Regions from separate parts of the Homo sapiens genome. Here region 1 is linked to region 2. Evidence: read pairs that join two places in POLR2A ChIA-PET (ENCODE). Cell type or tissue: CD4-positive, alpha-beta T cell. All regions are shown on one strand. Links, peaks and the distances in the headings refer to the core of each region. The heading gives the core; the rest is flanking DNA.

The links. ChIA-PET counts read pairs that join two places held together with the same protein. Peaks named below come from ENCODE experiments on the same cell type or tissue, not always from the same donor. Only the 100,000 strongest peaks of a DNase experiment are listed, where the experiment ranks them.
Region 1: POLR2A ChIA-PET joins it to region 2 with 11 read pairs; 18 of 35 experiments call an interaction of 5 or more read pairs at or near these places.

The regions. Positions count from the first base shown.
Region 1 is chr6:85,439,614-85,442,425 of GRCh38, reverse strand. No RefSeq gene overlaps it. Among named protein-coding and RNA genes, the nearest start is that of NT5E, 9.1 kb to the left of the region's middle. In CD4-positive, alpha-beta T cell, for the core only: no CTCF peak of the experiment used is centred there; no DNase peak of the experiment used is centred there.
Region 2 is chr6:85,668,229-85,671,040 of GRCh38, reverse strand. No RefSeq gene overlaps it. Among named protein-coding and RNA genes, the nearest start is that of SNORD50A, 7.7 kb to the left of the region's middle. RefSeq lists an enhancer at 1,310-1,831. In CD4-positive, alpha-beta T cell, for the core only: no CTCF peak of the experiment used is centred there; a DNase peak (open chromatin) is centred at 1,110; H3K27ac peaks cover 1,384 bases.

The sequences.
Region 1 (2,812 bases), core at 245-2,744, 230 kb after region 2:
TGCTAACTAACTTGAGAGTCATGTAGCAAACTGACCACCTGCTCCCACATTGTTCCTATAGATAGAATCTCTGGAACTGGATTTTTTTTTTTTTTTTTTTTTTTTGAGATGGAGTCTCACTCTGTCACCCAGGCTGGAGTGCAGTGGTGTAATCTCCACTCACTGCAATCTCTGCCTCCCTAGTTCAAGTGATTCTCCTGCCTCAGCCTCCCAAGTAGCTGGGATTACAGGTGCCCGCCACCACGCCTGGCTACTTTTTGTATTTTTAGTAGAGACAGAGTTTCACCATGTCAGCCAGGCTGGTCTTGAACTCCTGACCTCAGGTGATCTGCCTGCCTTGGCTTTGGGATTACAGGCCTGAGCCACCGCACCTGGCCGATACTGGACATTTTAACCCAATAATTGCTTAAGGTGTTTTTTGATATCCTGAATTCCAGCAGAATGGCTGATGCCAGCTGGTCTGAAGACCCAGAGTGTAACTGACTCAGGACAGGAATGTAGTCTCTTAATCTACCTGCCCTATGACTTCACCTCTCACTTCTTGACCAATTAGCAATCAGTACATTTTAGTCTGTCACCTGTCCAGGTCCCTTAAAAGTCCCATCTCCCTATCTTCTGGAGATGTGGATTTGATGTTTCCTCCTGTCTCCTTATTTGGCTGTTTTATGATAATTAAACTCTTTGCTGCAACTCCTGTTGTTTTGGTATATTGGTCTGTCACTGTGCAATAAGCAGTCGAATGCAGTGGTCCTATAACACCTTTGCCAAATTAAGGAAGTTCTCTTCTATTTCCAGCTTGCTGAGAGGTTTTGATAATGTTTATTTCCTAGAAAAGAGAAATCTGTAAAATACCCAGAAAACTTCAGAAGTCTATCAAAAGTTCTATCTGTCTAGATGACATTAAAATTGAACTATGGATTTATAATCATTTCCTTTCTGATATAAACTGTATCCTCTGGCATTGATTAGATAAAAGGATCAATAAAATATTAGAAAATTAAATAAATGTATAAAAAGAATCATACTCTACGACTAAATGAGATTTAGCACAGGTATTCAAGGCTGGTTCAACATTTATTCAAAAATCAATTAATGTAGTCCATCATATCAACAAGCTAAAGAATACAAATTTTAATTTTGTTTATATTAATTTTTGCTCTATCCTTATTTTCAGAGACTGTGTACACAAAGAATAAAAATTCTATGATCATAACAATAGATACAGAAAAAGTATTTGCCAAAACCCAAAACCCACTCATAATAAATAATCTCAGCCAATGAGGAATAGAGAACTTCCTCAACTTGTTAAAACCATCTATATGTAAACCCAGCACTTTGGGAGGCAGAGGCGGGGTGATCTCTTGAGGTCAAGATTTCGAGACCAGCTTGACCAACGTGGTGAAACCCCGTCTCTATGAAAAAATACAAAAATTAGCTGGGCATGGTGGCGCATACCTATAATCCCAGATACTCAGGAGGCTGAGGCAGGAGAACCGCTTGAACCTGGGAGGCGGAGGTTGCAGTGAGTTGAGATCGTGCCACTGCACTCCAGCCTAGGCAACAACAGCGAAACTCCATCTCCAGAAAAAAAAAAAATCTATAAAATAACCTACAGCTAACATCATACTTACTTGTGAGAAACTTGAAGCTTTCCCACTAAGATCAGAAAGAAGGCAAAGATATTTCCTTTCACCATTGCTTTTCAACATTGTCACAAACAAGAATGTAGGCACTGGAAGTCCTAGCTCATGCAGTAAGAAAAGAACAGGAAATAAAATGTATAACGATTGTGAAGGGAGAAATAAAACTGTCTTTATTCACAGATGGAGTCATTGTCTATGTATAACATCCAAAAGAATTGACACAAACACTCCTGGTATTAGCAAGCAATTATAGCAGGGTTGTAGGATGGGATATAAAACTAACACACAAAATATCAATCACTTTTTTATATACCAGCAATGAACAAGTGGAATTTGAAATGAAAAGCAGTGCCATTTACATTGGCCCGCCCTAAAAATAAAATACTTAGGTATAAATCTAAAAAAATGTATAGCAGATCTATATGAGAAAGCTAGAAAACCCTGATAAAAAAAAATCAAAGAAGAACTAAGTAAATAGATATGTCATATTCGTGGATATGAAGACAGTATTTTCCGGATGTCAGTTCTTCTCCACTCTTCCCAAAATTCAACACAATCCCCCTAAATTCTCAGCAAGTTATTTTGTGGAGGTTGACAAACTGATTCTAAAGGTTATATGGAGGGGCAAAAAGATCCAGAATAGCCAATGCAATATTGAATGAGAACAAAGTTAGAGAACTGATACTACGTGACTTCAGCAGTTACTATAAACTGCAGTAGTCAAGACAATGTGGTACTGAAAGGAGAAAAGACAAATAGATCAATGCAATTAAACAGGGAGTCCAGAAACAAACCAACATAAATATAGTCAACTGATTCTTGACAAATGAGCAAAGGCAGTACAATGGAGAAAAGGTCGTCTTTTCAGCAAATGGTGCTAGAACATCCACATGCAAAATAAAAAATAAAAAAATAAAAACAATCTAGACACACATCTTACAGATTTTATACCTTTCCCAACAATTAACTCAAAATTGATCATTGACCTAACTATAAAAATAACACTATACAGCTCCTAGAAAATAATATAGGAGAATACGATCTTGAGTATAATGATGACATTTTAGATACAATGCCAAAGGCATGAAGCATTAAATAAAGGATTGGAAAACTGGGCTTCATTAAAGTTAAAACTACTGCTCTTCCAAGTACATTGTCAAGACAGTGAG
Region 2 (2,812 bases), core at 11-2,510:
TCAAGACCAGCTTGGCCAACATGGTGAAACCCCATCTCTACTAAAAATACAAAAATTAGTCTGGCTTGATGGTACACACCTGTAATCCCAGCTACTCCGGAGGCTGAGGCAGGAGAATCGCTTGAGCCCAGGAGTTGAAGACCAGCCTAGGCACAGCAAGACCCCATCTCAAGAGAAAGAAAGAGAGAGAGAGAGAAAGGGAGGAAGGGAGAGAAAAAGAGAAAGGAAGGAAGAGAGGGAAGGAGGGAAGGAGGGAGGGAGGGACACAAACATTGTTCTGAGTTTGGCCTCATGCCCAGAAACGTCAGGATAGTTTTGAAATTCATGGACTTGTCCCCACATATTGATGTAGCTCACTTTCTTGAAGGATATTGCTTGCTTTCAATTCAATCTGTTCCTCAGGAGATTGAACCATACTGATAGACTAAGTGTGTGATGATTCAGAAATATACCAAGGTTTGCATTCATTTGTTCATTGAGCAAATATCCTGAATGCCTACCATGTATAGGTACTATCCTAGGCACTAAAGATACAGTAGTGAACCAAACAAAAACCTCTGCCCTTGTGGAGCTTACATTGTAGGAAGAGGAGAAGGACATTATATAATAAATAAATTATAAGCTATGTTAAAAAATGAGAAATGACACAGAAAAAATAGAATATGAGACATTGGGAGTGGGTTTGGGGAGATAATTAGTGTTGCAGTTTCAAATGGGGATTCTCTCATCTGAGAGGCAATTGAAGTAAATGGGGTTGACAGAATAGGCTTCAATGAAAAGTTGAGATTAATTAAGCAGAGATTTAGATATGTGCATAGCTCAATCTCTCACCTAACAGAGGGTGAGAGATTGATCTGTGCATATATCTGGGAAAAGGGCATTTCCATAGCAGTGGCCCATAGGAAGGAGCATGCATAGTGAGAAAGGAAGCAAGGCCTGCAGCTTATGTAGGGCTTAATGGGTCATTGAAAGGATTTCATTCTTAGTCAAATGGGAACCACTGTGAAAGAAAACACAGAAACTCCAAGTATGATTCATACACATCAAAATCTATGAACCCTACCCCTAGGGCCCAGATTGTGGCCTCTAAATACCACTTACCACTAAAAGGAAACAGATCTGAGACAGGAAATGTACAAGATGAGCTTGTTGTACGTTGCTATAACAGGTAGCAAGACTGCTGGAGTTGTGTTAGAAGAACTCAGGAGGCCAAGCACGGTGGCTCACGCCTGTAATCCCAGCAAGGATTACAAAACAGGCAGATCACTTCAGGTCAGGAGTTTGAGACCAGCCTGGCCAACGTGGTGAAACCCCATCTCTACTAAAAATACAAAAATTAGCTGGGCATGGCGACGGGTGCCTGTAATCCCAGCTACTCAGGAGGCTGAGACAGGAGAATTGCTTGAACCCGGGAAGCGGAGGTTGCAGTGAGCTGAGATCTCGCCACTGCACTCCAGCCTGGGTGACAGAGGGAGATCCATCTCAAAAAAAAAAGGAACTCAGGAGTAAACTTGGAGAGTCTCTCACTTTCCAAAGATAGAAAATTTGACTATTATTGAGGTGTAATAGAGAAAAAATAGAGAAAAAGACATGTCTTCAAATCTATGAATTCAGAATGATACTTTAAAAAACTGAATTTAATATAAGTGTTAAAGGATGCTAATCATCAGTTTCAGAACTGCAAATAAAGGGACTTTCCAATACCAACTGTACTGACATAACCAAATAAAAGGTGATAAAAAGTTTGTCTTTATTGATATATTCCAGTTAACAATGAAAAAAGATTGGCATAATTAGAAGATCATCATTTTGCAACATTCTAATGAATTAATGTATAGGCAATAAATATCAATGACTGCTAACATCCAAAAAAGAGGTGATAAGATATTATATGTCCCTGAAGAAAGAATTTGCCTCTGCCTATTTCAGACTCTTGTCTGAAAACAACAAAAATGAATATGAATTTGATAAAGCCTCTGGATATAATTACTAATTTATAGATTACAAAGACATATGTTAAACTACATTACAAAGATACAATCAGCAAAATCCAGACTATGGAAAACTCTACAAATGATTTCTATAACAAATAAATTGCAAGGAAAGAAACCAACCAAACGAGATGAATGGGTAACCTACAAATCAAGAAACTGAAAAGATATATCAACATTCTCAATGTTTGCATCCCAGTTGGATTCTCATTCAATATTGTTTTAAAAAATGAATTTATGAGATATATGTTTAAACACAGGCTATTTCATGTATTAAAAAATAATTGGGACTTTGTTAGATGTGATAATGGCATTGTGGCTCTTTTTGTTGTTCAAGAGGCTGTATCTTTTAGACAAATATACTGAGTTATTTATGGATGAAATGATTTGATGTCTGAGATTTGTTGCAAAATAATACAGAAAACAAAGGAAGTGGTTGAAGGGTAGAGATGAAACAAGATTAGCCTGAAGTTGATAATTGTTAATGTTGGATGATGGGCTCTTTGGAGTTTATTATACTCTTTCTCTATTTTTGTACATGTTTGAAATTTATAGAATAAAATTTTTTTAATCTGTGAATTTTTTAAGTTGATTTAATTTCTAACAAAAGATATTGTGTTTCTTCATAATTTGGTTTTATTGTGTTGTGGCTAGTGCTGTAACAGAACAGGGCCGTTTCCTGCTGCCAGAAACGTAGCCCACCTGTCCATATAGATATATAATGTCTTCATGATTCCACAGTGCTCTCATATGTTCTCTTTGTGATTAAATTCAGGGTATTCCAGTCAGAGCATATGCTTTAGAGATACTTTACATGCATT